2 separate regions of the Homo sapiens genome follow, and region 2 is linked to region 1. Evidence: chromatin contacts called from ENCODE Hi-C or POLR2A ChIA-PET data. All regions are on one chromosome and are shown on one strand. Each heading gives the region's core, a stretch centred on a gene start or an enhancer-like site at or near the end of the contact. The rest is flanking DNA. Distances are from core to core; before and after follow the strand shown.

The links. Hi-C counts contacts between places; a loop is a spot of excess contacts on that map. ChIA-PET counts read pairs that join two places held with the same protein, here RNA polymerase II (POLR2A). Pooled maps may share reads with other maps.
Region 2: a loop to region 1 is called in a map of aorta, with 6 times the contacts of the local background. The contact joins two enhancer-like sites. A Hi-C loop is called at or near these places in 4 of 168 maps with a recorded cell type or tissue (Calu3, Right ventricle myocardium inferior, Right ventricle myocardium superior and 1 more), 1 of 37 single-sample maps with no recorded cell type and 8 of 50 pooled maps. POLR2A ChIA-PET finds 5 or more read pairs at or near these places in 2 of 52 experiments (Panc1 and WTC11).

Annotation. Positions count from the first base shown.
Region 1 is chr18:58,780,088-58,787,141 of GRCh38, reverse strand. LOC105372146 (a long non-coding RNA gene) reads left to right here and starts at 6,924. Exons shown (of 4, transcript XR_935537.3): 1 at 6,924-6,984. RefSeq lists enhancers at 3,568-4,329, 4,330-5,092. Within about 2 kb of position 1,706, at least 14 of the 41 ENCODE cell types and tissues checked have a DNase peak (open chromatin) inside an H3K27ac peak, as active enhancers do.
Region 2 is chr18:58,824,064-58,831,057 of GRCh38, reverse strand. The region is part of intron 1 of LINC01926 (long intergenic non-protein coding RNA 1926); the gene reads right to left. Among named protein-coding and RNA genes, the nearest start is that of LINC01926, 14 kb to the right of the region's middle. Within about 2 kb of position 2,438, at least 5 of the 41 ENCODE cell types and tissues checked have a DNase peak (open chromatin) inside an H3K27ac peak, as active enhancers do.

The DNA.
Region 1 (7,054 bases), core at 457-2,956:
GTTACAGTAGGATCAGAGGAGGGGTATTCCTGGAACACGTGCTTACAGGCATTGAGCATCGAGGCAAACATGGAGGGAGGGATAGTGGGAGAGGACAATTATCATAGGCATCACACATTTTTTGAAAATGTGGTTTTAATGACCTCAAAGTATTCCATGCAAAACTACAATTTATTAGACGATTCCTCTAACTTTTTACATTTATGAGGTTGGCAATTTTGGCTATTATAAATTACATTAAAATGAAAGCTGGCTGGGTACAGTGGCTCACACCTGTAATCCCGTGCTTTGGGAGGAATGGGGAGGATGGCTTGAGCCCAAGAAGTCGAGGTTCCAGTGAGCTATGATCACACCACTGCACTCTAGCTTGGGTGACAAAGCAAGACCCTGTCTCAGAAAATAAATAAAATAAAATAAAATAAAGTCTCTGTAAATAATTTTTCGCTTACATCTGACCATTCTTGGAAGACAGATTCTTTGTTTTTTGAGATGGAGTTTCACTCTTGTTGCCCAGGCTGGAGTGCAATGGTGTGATCTTCGCTTACTCTAACCTCTGCCTCCTGGGTTCAAGTGATTCTCCTGCCTCAGCCTCCCAAGTATCTGGGATTACAGGTGTCCGCCACCATGACCAGCTAATTTTTTTGTATTTTTAGTAGAGACAGGGTTTCACCATGTTGGCCAGGCTGGTCTTGAACTCCTGACCTCAGGTGACCCACTTGCCTCGGCCTCCCAAAGTGCTGGGATTACAGGCGTGAGCTACTGTGCCCAGCCAGAATAGATTCTTAGAAATGGAATTAGTGGGCTGAAAAATGTCAATTAAAAAATATATATGTATATATTTTAGAGACAGGGTCTCACTCTGTTGCCCAGGCTGGAGGGCAGTGATGCAATTATAGTTCACTGCAGCCTTGACCTCCTGGGCTCAAGCTATCCTCCCACCTCGGCCATCTGAATAGCTGGGATTATAGGTACGTGCCACCATGCCCAGCTCTAAGATATTCTTGACACTCTTTGCCAACAGCCTGCTAAAAACATGGTCAGTTTGGCTGGGCAGGACGCACAGCTGTGTGTTCTGTATGACCTGTTTTACACATTAAATATTTGAAAATAAATAAAAACACAACCCACAATGTTAACAGTGCTTACCTCCGGGTGTTGAGGTTTAGGGGTGATTTAATGGACTTCTTTTTACCTTTCTATATTGTATACATTTCCAAAATAATTTTATCAAATTACTTTTTTAAGTAGGAAAATCCTATGATAGAACACTGTGCTCAAGGCATGAATCCTGTGTTGTTGCTCCAGCTCTCCAGCCGACAATGTGAACTTGGACAAGCCACTGGATCTCGGCTGAGCTAGAGCATCTGAGACAGCCACTAGGTGCTCTCAGCCCAGGACCTGGGGCACTTAAAAAACTCCTTGCTCTGAGTCCCTGCCCAGAGTAACTGCATCTGTATTTGCAGGGTCGGGTGAGGCCTGGTTATGGGAATTTTTCAAAGGTGAGTCATGGACACTAATGTGCAGTTTAGGGCAGGCTTCCCTGATCCAAAGGCTCTAAGGAAGGCCTTGAAAGCCACGATGAAGACCTCATCCCATGGGAGCTGTGGGCTCCTTCAGAGCTGGGAGAGAGGAGGCGGGTGGTGGCTGCGGCACACCTTTCTGTGTCTGTTGGCAGCATCTCAGCCGCAGGTAGCAGGTGGGGTCTGATTCATCTCCAGCAACATTTACAGACAATGAGTCACAACCAAAGAAAATCACGTATCCCGAGAGGGAAGCCAGGTCCTCTTTGATTCCAAGCACCGGGTGAGATCAGAACAGGAGGACCAGGCAGGCAGTGTCTGGCGGTGGCTCTCCCTTCCTGCAGCAGGGGAGCAAAGCCGGGGGTCTCTATTTTGGCGGGGCTTGTGGTTGAGGAGAGGGGAGTGAAGATGGGCCGGAGGGAGAAGTGGGATCAGGCTGGTGGCCTTGCTTCCTCTGGGCCAGTGAGCAGTGGCCACTCTGCTGGCCAGGCACCTACCCTCCTCCAAAGCCTGGAGATGAGGGCAAGTGAATCCTTCACTCCTCTCTTGGGGTTATTTCTATGGGGAGGGGGCTGGGCCCTCTGCTGGTTCCCTTAGCAACAGGGCCTGGCCCAGCTGCATTGTGCAGAGGCCCCAGCTAGGAAAGGCAGAGGGGGAAGGAAGGGAGGAGATGGTTTTCCACGGCCTGCCCTTCTCAGAGGTGGCGGGGGCTGTCAACATCCCAGAGCCCTTGGTTCCGGAGGGGGAGGGGATGCCCGTCGAGAACTCAGTCTTTTCCCAGGGGGAGAAGGCCAGAGAGGGGCCCCGTGGGCATCACTGAGGTCATTGTTTACATGTAGAAAATTAGGCTGCAGCCACTCTTGGCTGCATCCCGGGTGGGAGGTGTTAGAAAGAGGACCAGACCAATCTTGCCCTTTGACGCTGCCCAGAGGAGGCGACCAGTCCCCGACAGCCCTGCTTGGCGGCGGGTCCTGGCCTTCCATCCTCTGTGCGCACGCGTGGCATTTTCTGACCTGCCCTTGTCAAAATGACTGCATGTTCTTCTTAGCATTTGGATTTGCAGAGCTTCTGAAGGGCTTCTGCCTCTGAAGTCCCCTGCCCTGCCTCGGTTCTCACGCCTTCACGCTCTCCCTGCTCTTCTTGCTCTTCCATTCTGCGTGGCTGTGGTCCCCTCTCCCTCGCCCCATCTCTCCTGCTTAGCGTCCATCTCTCCCCACGTTCCTTCTTCCCATTTATTCCTCCCCCACCACTATTCCAAAGCCAAACAAATTTCCCGTCCTCTTTCCAGTCTGTTTTCCCTCAGGATAATAAAAGTTCTCTCGGGGATCAATAAAACCATCCAGGCTACAAGACATTAGCAAACTGTGACCTAGATAGGCAATGCATGTTAGAAAGCTTTTGCCAATAGTGATATTTATTTTTATTTATTTAATTTATTTATTCATTTATTTTGAGACAGAGTTTCGCTCTGTTGCCCAGGCTGAAATGTAGTGGCGCAATCTTTGCTCACTGCAACCTCCGCCTCCTGGGTTCAAGCAATTCTCCTGCCTCAGCCCCCTGAGTAGCTGGGATTACAGGCATGTGCCACCATGCCTGGCTAATTTTGTATTTTTAGTAGAGATGGGGTTTCTCCATGTTGGTCAGGCTGGTCTCGAACTCCTGACCTCAGGCGATCCGTCTGTCTCAGCTTCCCAAAGTGCTGGGATTACAGGCGTGAGCCTCCGCGCCTGGCATATATTTATTTATTTATTTATTTATTTATTTATTTATTTATTTAGAGATGGAGTTTCGCTCTGTTGCCCAGGCTGGAGTGCAGTGGGGTGACCTCAGCTCACTGCAACCTCTGCCTCCTGGGTTCAAGCGATTCTCAGCGATTCATTCCTTAGCCTCCTGAGTAGCTGGGACTACAGGTGTGTGCCACCACACCTGGCTAATTTTTGTATTTCTTTTTTTAATAGTAGAGACAGGGTTTCACCATGTTGGCTAGGCTGGTCTTGAATGTCTGACCTCAAGTGATCATCCTGCCTCAGCTTCCCAAAGTGCTGGGATTACAGGTGTGAGCCACTGCATCTGGCCCCAGTAGTGATATTTAAATGCCTTGATATGTAAAGGTTTGAGCTTCCAAATGGAGATCACGATTATTGTAAAAGTGACCACTTTTCTGACCATGCCCGATGAAAAAGATGTTAGCATATATTCTAAACGCCATTAAGTGTCTTAAAAAGAACATAAATGTCTTCTGGAGGGATATATTGATGTTTTTAGTAATTCTCATATTGCCACTTTCTTAGAGATCATTATTTCGACCTAGAAAATATCTTTTTTTTTTTTTTTTTTTTTTTTGAGATAGGGTCTGGCTCTGTTGTCTAGGCTGGAGTGCAGTGGCACAATCTCAGCTCACTGCAGCCTCCACCTCCTGGGATCAGTTGATCCGCCAGCCTTAGCCTCCTGAGTAGCTAGGACTACAGGTATGCACCACCGTGCCTGGCTAATTTTTGCATTTTTCGTAGAGACAGGATTTTGCCATGTTGCCCAGGCTGGTCTCGAACTCCTGGGCTCAAGCCATCCACCCAGCCTCGGCCTCTGTGGTGAGCTGCGTGCCCGGCCTGCAATGCTCTTAAATACACACTGGGGAGACTCAGTCACCCATTTCATGATGGCCCTTTTCATTATTGAATGCATCACCCACATAGAGGAACAATACCCAGGACCCAGCTTTCCACAAACACAGAGGAGGTGGGCTTTCCTGCACTGCTGTGATCTCAGGGCAATGGGAAGCTTCCCCATGAAGTGTCCTCTAGATCCAGGTAGTCTAACATGAACTGGGCCTGAAGTGCCAGTGTCGGAGGATGCTTCTTCTGAGGTCTTTGCTCTGTCTAGGGTCCTCTTTCCAAACGCACATGCCAATGAAGGAAATTTGGGGACCTCTTTCTGGAAAGCATTAACCGCTGCCTAGCTGGGCTTGGGGAGTCAGAGGGAGTGGGCTCCTAGGAAGAGCAACTCGGGTGTCGGGGCGAGAACAAGTGGGAGAGAGAATGGGGCAACAAGGAGAGGATAACTGAGGTCCCATTGTCCTTCCCAAGGTGTGTTTCTTTTTTTTTTTTTTAAGGCAAGGTCTCACTCTGTTGCCCAGGCTGGAGTACAGTGGTGTGACCTTGGCTCACTGCAGCCTTGACCTCCTGGGCTCAAGTGATTTTTCCACCTCAGCCTCCCATATAGCTGGGACCACAGGTGCATGCCACCATACCTGGCTAATTTTTTAAATATTTTTTTTGTAGAGATGAGGTTTTGCCATGTTGCCCAGGCTGGTCTCGAACTCCTGGACTCAAGTGATCCACCGGCCTCGGCCTCCCAAAGTGCTGGGATTACAGGAGGGAGCCACTGTGCCCAGCCAGTAAAATACTTTTAATTTGATATTTGTTTCACGGTCTCTGTTGGGCTTTCTGGCTCCTCCCTGCTAATTTTTGGCTAGAAATGGAGAAGAGGGATGGTGGCAAGAGGAGGGTGTGTGCGTGAGTGGCAGAGGGTGAAGGAGAGTGAGCTGGTTGTTGGGCTGAGTGGTAGTGGGTGGATGAGAAGGAAGCTGTCTCCCAGCTTCGACACAGGGTTGTGCACACAAGAGGCCACATGCCACACCATATACCATGCACACCACCTCACACACGCACACTGAATCACACACACCATATACACACCCCTTACCCCATGCCACACACATACAACATCACACGCACACATCATGCACATAATCACACACCACGCACATACACACCACACACACTACACTGCACATTATACACACACCACCACCAAGGCATACACACACACAGGCACATGCCACACACAGCCTTTAGCCTTTCGAGAGAATAACACTGCCACCTGGTGGCTATTCACGTGCAAAGGCCCCGCTGAGTCTCGAGCATCAGTAACACAAGTTGTGTTACTCTGTACTTAGTGACTCTGGTTCCCACAGTCGAAAGTCTGCTCTTTTGACTCTTTGACTCTGCTCCCTCATGTCCTTTTCTCTGAAAATGAGCCAAACCATAAATGTACTTCTGAGGAGTGTTCGACAGTGTTCCCGGGAAACTCTGGGTGAGACAGAGAGCACTCCGATAACATCTCCCAAACGCGCTCCTGGTGCTCAGGGCCTTCAAACCCAGACAACTGGGCTTCTTTCGGAAAGAAGCTGTGGACTTGAGGAGGCAGAGAATAGCCAAAGAAAGGGCTTGATTTCAGGAGCTGATTCCAGCCTCTGTCAATACTGTGCATGTTTTAGCTACAACGACGGAAGAGCAGAGAACCCTGCATTATCAATATCAATTTCTGCTTCCCTGACCCATGCTTGGTATCTCCAGTAACGGCTCATTTCACTTTGCGATAATTAAAAGAAATGCCATCCATTTGCATTTTGAGTTCCTGCCCTGGGCCAGGCACAGTGCCTGGGAGTTCTGTCCGCTCCATCCACTGCTGGTGGCCTCAGTCCTCCCAGAAGGTGCAAAAACAAGTGTGCTCCTTGCTTTTTCTTTTTTTGAGACAGGCTCTCTCTCTGTCACCCAGGCTGGAGTGCAGTGGCACAATCATGGCTCACTGCAGCCTTGACCTTTTGTGCCCAAGTGATCCTGTTGCCTCAGAGCTAGGACTACAGGTGTGAGCCACCACATCTGGCTAATTTTTAAATGTTTTGTAGAGGCCGGGCGCGGTGGCTCACACCTGTAATCCCAGCACTTTGGGAGGCTGAGGCAGTTGGATTGCCTGAGGTCAGGAGTTCGAGACTAGGCTGGCCAACATGGTGAAACCCCTTCTCTACTAAAAATACAAAAAATTAGCCGGGCATGGTGGCACATATCTGTAATCCCAGCTACTTAGGAGGCTGAGGGAGGATAATTGCTTGAACCTGGGAGGTGGAGGTTGCAGTGAGCCAAGATCGTGCCACTGCACCCCAGCCTGGGCAACAGAGCAAGACTCTGTCTCAAAAAAAACAAAAAAAGTTTTGTAGAGACTGGGGTTGGAGGGAGGTCTCCTTATACTGCCCAGGCTGGTCTCGAACTTCTGGGTTCAAGCAATCCTCCTGCCTTGGCCTCCCAAAGTGCTGGGATTATGGGTGTGGGCCACTGTGCCTCGCCTGCTTTCTTTTTCAACCAGTGACTCAGGAAGTCCAGGGCACAGGTGATCTTTATCTCCCTACATCGATGCAGCAACAGGGTTCAGCTGAATGAGATCCTATGCATAAGGATATGGTTTAGATTTGTGTCTCCACCCAAATCTCATGTTGAGTTGGAGGAGGGGCCTGGTGGGAGGCGATTGGATCATGAGAACGGATTTCCCCCTTGCTGTTCTCGTGATAGTGAGTGAATTCTCACGAGATCTGACGGTTTAAAAGGGTGTGGCACCTCTCCCTTTCTTCTTTCTACTGCTCCGCCATTGTGAGGGCGTGCTTGCGTCTCCTTCGCCTTCTGCCATAATTGTAAGTTTCCTGAGGCCTCTCAGCCATGCTTCCTGTACAGCCTGTGGAACTGTAAGTCTATTAAACCTCT
Region 2 (6,994 bases), core at 1,189-3,688, 43 kb before region 1:
TTTAATGTACTTCATCTATCAAGTGTAATTTTTTTTTTTTTTTAGACAGAGTCTCACTCTTATTACCCAGGCTGGAGTGCAATGGTGTGATCTCGGCTCACTGCAACCTCCACCTACCAGGTTCAAGTGATTCTCCTGCCTCAGCCTCCTGAGTAGTTGGGATTACAGGTGCCCGCCACCATGCCTGGCTAATTTTTGTATTTTTAGTAGAGATAGGGTTTCACCATGTTGGCCAGGCTGGTCTCGAACTCCTGACCTCAGGTGATCTGCCCGCTTCAGCCTCCCAAAGTACTGGGATTACAGGTGTGAACTGCATCCGGCCTCTGTGAGATTTTTATTCTTCCCCGTTTAGCATTTTGATAAAGAAAAAAACTTTGTATGGCAATAAGCTGTGTGATTCATGAAATCATACTTTTGACCATCTCTTTATTTTAACCATATGAAACAGTTGTTGTTACTGTTGATATTATTATTAATTTTGAGACAGGGTCTTGCTCTGTCATGCAGGCTGGAGTACACTGGTGTGATCACAGCTCCCTGCAGCCTCAACCTCCTGGACTCAAGCAATCCTCTCACCTCAGCCTCCCACATAACTGGGACCACAGGCATGTGCCACCACACCTGGCTAATGTTTTTGATTTTTTTTGTAGGGGCGAAGTCTTGCTATGTTGCCCAGGTTGGTATTATTGATATTATTATTAGTAGTAGTAGCAGTACCATGTTTACACAATGACCTAAAAGTATGTGAAAATGGATCATTTATTTATTCAGCCCTTATTATTTGATAGCCTCTTGGCACCAGAGATATATAAGTGAAAAAACAGAGGTTCCTGCTGGCATGGAGTTCACATCTGATATGGTTTGGCTGTTTCCCCACCCTAATCTCATCTTGAATTCCCACATGTTGTGGGAGGGACCTGGTGGGAGGTAATTGAATCATGGGGGCAAGTCTTTCCCTGCTGTTCTTGTGATAGTGAGTAAGTCTCATGAGATCTGATGGTTGTATAAAGAGGAGTTCCCCTGCACAAGCTCTCTTTTCCTGCTGTCATCCATGTAAGGCGTGACTTGCTCCTCCTTGCCTTCCGACATGATTCCCCAGCCACGTGGAACTGTAAGTCCATTAAACCTCTTTGTTTTGTAAATTGCCCAGTCTCAGGTATGCCTTTATCAGCAGCGTGAAAACAGACAAATACAACATCCTAGTGGGGGAGACAGTAAATAAACACATGGATAAGTAAAATGGGATTAGCGCCGTGTGCAGTGGTGCACACCTGTAGTCCCAGCTACTCGGAAAATCTCTTGAGCCTAGGAGTTTGAAGCCATCCTGGGCAACATAGTGAGACACCCGTCTCAAAAACAAAAACAAAACAAAACAAAAGCTGCTCTTTGTAGTAGCATGTGCTCATGCTCTTAAACAGAATATTCCTGAAAGTCCACTTTAGCTGAATTAGGCCTATTCCTGGGAAAACTACTTAATCACCTTCTTTGCCACTAAGGCCAAAAGCTCCAAGTCAGACTGCAATAAAGACTGGTTTAATCAGAGGACTCTTGAGTTTATTTTTCTCCTGAACTGAGGTTTTTTGGCAGAAGACTTGGGAAACTCTCATACCTCACAGGCTGGGAACTTCTGAGCTCAGAGCCTTGGGAAAACATAAAGAAGCACGGTTGGCCATTGAGAGCTTAAAGGGATACCTCCGGAGACCTTCATAATGCTACAAGTGTGCACATCTCCCCTCTAGCAAAGCAGTTCCCTATAAAATGTCATTATGCGTTGGCTGGAACAGTTGCTGAAATGTCATTTAGCAGAGTTCTTTTTTGTTGTTGTTGTTGTTTTTTTTTTTTTGGACAAGGTCTCTCTTTGTCATTCAGGCTGGAGTGCAGTGGCATGAACACAGCTTCCTGGCTCAAACAAACCACCCACCTCAGTCTCCCAAGTAGCTGGGATTACAGGTACATGCCACCAGGCCAGGCTAATTTTTTTTTTTTTTGTAGGTAGGGGCCTTGCTATGTTGCCCAGGCTGGTCTTGAACTTCTGAGCTCAAGCTATCCTCACGCCTCAGCCTGCCAAAGTGCTGGGATTACAGATGTGAGCCCCTGCTCCTGGCAAGGGTCAAATTCATGGCTTGGCGAAGCTGGAATTAAAAAACCTCGTGACGCTTACATTTGAACTGCGGATGAAAAGTTAAACCAGCAATGCCAACCTGCCAAGAACATAGCTGGTGTATTAATTACCTATTGCTGCGGAAGAAGTGACTCCAAAACATTGTAGCTTAAAACAAAACAAAAGTCATTTATTATCTCTCTTAGTTTCTGTGGGTTAGGAATTCAGAGAGGGTACAGCAGGGGTAACTGACCTCTGCTCCACGATGTCTGGGCCTCCGTGGGAAGACTTGAAGAGTGTGGGCTGAAATCATCTGAAGCCCTGTTCACTCCCATGTCTGGGGTTCATCACATGGAGCTGCTGGCTGGTGGCCCAAGGACGTTGGTCAGAACATCCACACAGAGTCTCTCCAAGTGGGCTTTCTCACAATGTGGTGGTTAGGTTCAAAGGGCAAGCATCCGGACAGAGGAAAAGATAGAGAACCAGGTGATACTATAACCGTTTGGTTACTGGTGGAGGATGTCCAGGTTCTTGGCGTTTTGAACAGAGAATTGGACAAAACGCAAAAACAAAGCAAGGAGAGAATGAAGCAACAAAAGGAACTGAAAACAAAAGTACACTCCACAAGGTGGGAACCGGCTCAGCATAGGGGCTCAGGAGCCCCTTTACAGAATTTTCTGGGGTTTAAATACCCTCTAAAGGTTTCCCATTGGTTCCTTGTGAAAGGTGACAACGTGCCAGCAGCCTTGCTTGTTCTCGGCGCCTCCTCGGCCTCAGCATCCGCTCTGGCCATGCTCTAGGAGCCCTTCAGCCCGACACTGCACTGTGGGAACCCCTCTCTGGCCTGGCTGAGGCCGGAGCCGGCTCCCTCTGCTTGAGGGGAGGTGTGGGAAGTAGAAGCACAGGCGGGAACCGGGCCTGCGCGTGGCGCTCGCGGGCCAGCATGAGTTCCGGGTGGGCGTGGGTTCCGCGGGCCCTGCAAGCCGGCCCTGCCGGCCTCAGGCAGTGAGGGGCTTAGCACCAGGGCCAGCAGCTGCAGAGGGTGCGCCGGGTCCCTCAGCACTGCCGGCCCTACCACACCGCGCTGGAATTCTCCAAGGGCCTCACCTGCCTTCCGGGGGGCAGTGCTCTGTGTCTAGCTAATCTAGTGGGGACTTGCAAAACTTTTTTGTCTAGCTAGAGGATTTTAAATACACCAATCAGCACTCTGTGTCTAGCTTAGGGATTGTAAATGCACCAATCAGCACCCCGTCAAAACAGGCCAATCAGCTCTCTGTAAAATGGACCAATCAGCTCTCTGTAAAGTGGACCAATCAGCAGTATGTGGGTGGGGCCAGATGAGGGAATAAAAGCAAGCTGCCGGAACCAGCGGTGGCAACTGGCTTGGGTCCGCTTCTGCAGTGTGTGAGTTTTGTTCTTTTGCTCTTTGTGATAAATCTTGCCGCTGCTCACTCTTTGAGTCCTTGCTGCCTTTGTGAACTGTAACACTGTGAAGGTCTGCAGCTTCACTCCTGAAGCCAGCAAGACCACCCACTGGAAGGAATGAACAACTCCAGATGTACTGCTTTTAAGAGCTGTAAGGCCCACTGTGAAGGTTTGCAGCTTCATTCCTGAAGTCAGTGAGACCACGAACCCACCAGAAGGAGGAAACTCTGGACACATCTGAACATCTGAAGGAACAAACTCCGGACACACCATCTTTAAGAACTGTACACTCACCGCGAGGGTCCACGGCTTCATTCTTGAAGTCAGCAAGACCAAGAACTCACGGATTATTCCGCACACACTTGGTTACACCCTATGTAAATGAAGTAGTGGCCCACAGTCAGTCTGATTGGTTGCAGAAAGCAACCAATCAGAGGTACTTTTGATTTTCCATCTGTCACACAGAAAAAAGGGGGCAGGGTTTGCAAAGGGAGTAGCCTCCTGTCCTTTCATTGCTTAGGTGTGGAAAGTTGGGGTTTTCCTTTTGATTTAGTTCTAGGAAGCCAGTGTGAATCTGCTTTAGATTCCCTTTGTCTAAACCCTATTTTCCTCCCTCATGGTTACTACCTAGCCTCAGAAACCAGGGAGCATCACTGCATCACTTCTGCTGTGTTCCCTTAGAGCAGTCATTGCTCAGATACAAGCAGTGGGGGAACCTGGGTTTCCTTTCCCTGGAAAGGGTGTAGGAAGGGCATGTGAGGTGGGATAAATATGTAGGTGTGGCTACCTTTAAAAAATGTAATCTGCTGGGTGAGGTGGCTCACACTTGTAATCATTCCAGCACTTTGGGAGGCCAAGGCGGGCAGATCACCTGAGGTTGGGAGTTCGAGACCAGCCTGACCAACATGGGGAAATCCCATCTCTACTAAAACTACAAAATTAGCCAGGCGTGGCGGTGCATGCCTGTAATCCCAGCTACTTGGGAGGCTGAGGCAGGAGAATCGCTTGAACCCAGGAGGCAGAGGTTGCAGTGAGCCGAGATTGTGCCATTGCACTCCAGCCTGGGTAAGAAGAGCAAAACTTCGTCTCAAAAAAAAAAAAAAAAAAAAAATAGAGGCAAGGTAATCTGCCACAGATAGTACTCAACAAATACTTACTGGGTAAGTGTGAATTCCAAATACCTGGTCTCAAACACCTGGTCTCAAACACCTGGCCTCAAAATTACAATCTAGCCAATAAAATAAAACATACAGTCATTTAACTCTTTCGCTAAATGGCACCTAAGATCAGCTAGTTATATACTACTAAGCTGTTGTTTCTCACCAGTGGTATTGAAAGGTAGTCTAGCTAGGCCACTGGACTTTCACGACAATCAATAAGCATTTGTTGGTCAGGCGTGGTGGCTCACACCTGTAATCCCAGCTTTTTGGAGGCTGAGGCGGGAAGATGGCTGGAGCCCAAGAGTTTGGGACCAGCGTGGGCAACATACTGAGACCCCATCTCCACAAGAAGTAAAAAAATTAGCTGGGCATGGTGGTGCATGCCTGTAGTACCAGCTACTCAGGAGGCTGAGGTGGGAGGATTGCTTGAGCCGCAGAAGTCTAGGCTGCAGCAAGCCGTGATTACACCACTGTACTCCAGCCTGGGTGACAGAGCAAGACCTTGTCTCAAAAAAACAGTTTTTTATCCCCTGGTTAAAAAAAATTCCATATCCCCTGGATTCCCACGTGCACACACAAGTGAGACGTGTTCTCTGCTAACTCCACTGGCTGCGGATCTCTAACCCTTTAGTATGCATTTGGAGATGTATAATCTATAGCCACACCGACTTAGTTTCATGTTCTAGCTCAGCTCCTACCAATTGTGTGATTTCAGACAAGTAAACTAATCTCTCCAGACTTGTATTTCCTCTTATGAAATGGGGTGGTTGACCCAGTGAAGGCAAATTAGCCAAAAACTTGGATATAAGCTGAAAGGACTCCTGCATATCTTTCAATATCATGCCAGAGCATAGCTAGCCCAGAGCCCGCCCAAGGATTATTTAATACTGGGAGATTTCAATATCATACTGGAGCATATCTAGCCCAGAGCCCACCCAAGGATTATTTAATACTGGGAGATACACTTTTGTCTTCTTGCTATTTACTAATGACGAAGGCTCAGATTCTCTCAAGTTACATGTTAACTAGTAGATTTCCAAGAGTATCCGAGATAACTCGGAAGGTTACCGTTCTATTGCCCGTTAGGACATTAACCAATTTTGCCTGTGATTTAGAAAATTTATTCTTGGCTGGGCGTGGTGGCTTATGCCTGTAATCCCAGCACTTTGAGAGGCTGAGGCAGGCGAATCACCTGAGCCCAGGAGTTCGAGACCAGCCTGGACAATATGGTGAAACCCCGTCTCTACTAAAAATACAAAAATTAGCTGGGTGTGGGGGCACACACCTGTAGTCCCAGCTACTCAGGAGGCTGAGGCAGGAGAATCACTTGAACCCAGGAGGTGGAGGTTGCAGTGAGCCGAGATTGTGCCACTGCATTCCATTCTGGATGACAGAGCGAGACTCTGTCTCAAAAAAAAAAAAAAAAGCTTATTTTTGGCTGCCTTTCCTGTCTGACTACATAGACCTCTGTTCTTTGAATTCTCCTTTGAACTAGTTTTACATCCTCCTGGCACCCTTGTGAATTAGTTACATACATAATTGACATGTGTTCATTCTACATTTGTATGAGAGTCAGGCTTTTATCTTTTTGAAAATTATACTTTCATAGCCCAAAGCCCTATGTATCATGGGGGGAAAAAAGTAATTAGTGTCACAGAATTCACTGGAGGAAGAGATCTGAAGAGGTCCAAGAAGACTTTCCAGAAAAGATTTTCGTGTGTGTTTTTTTTCTGTTTTTGTTTTTGTTTTGAGACAGGATCTCACTCTGTCACCCAGGCTGGAGTGCAGTGGTGCAATCACCGGAGGTCACTGCAGCCTCGACCTCCTGGGCTCAGGTAATACTCCTGCCTCAGCCTCCCAAGAAGCTAGGACCATAGGTGAGCACCACCATGCCTGGCTAATATTTTTGGATTTTTTGAAGAGACAGGGTTTTGCCATGTTGCCCAGGCTGGTTTCAAACTCCTGGGCTCAAGTGATCTGCCCACCTTGGCCTCCTAAAGTGCTGGGATTACAGGCATGAGCCACTGTGCCCAGCCTAGAAAAAATTTTCTATAGAAGTCTTTCTAGAAAGAATCTTTTTTTTTTTTTTTTTTTTTGAGACGGAGTTTTGCTCTTGTTGTCCAGGCTGGAGTGCAATGGCGCGATCTCGGCTCACTGCAACCTCCACCTCCCAGGTTCAAGCGATTCTCCTGCCTTAGCCTTCCCAAGTAGCTGGGATTATAGGCATGCGCCACCAAGCCCGGCTAATTTTGTATTTTTAGTAGAGATGGGGTTTCTCCATGTGGGTCAGGCTGGTCTTGAACTCCCG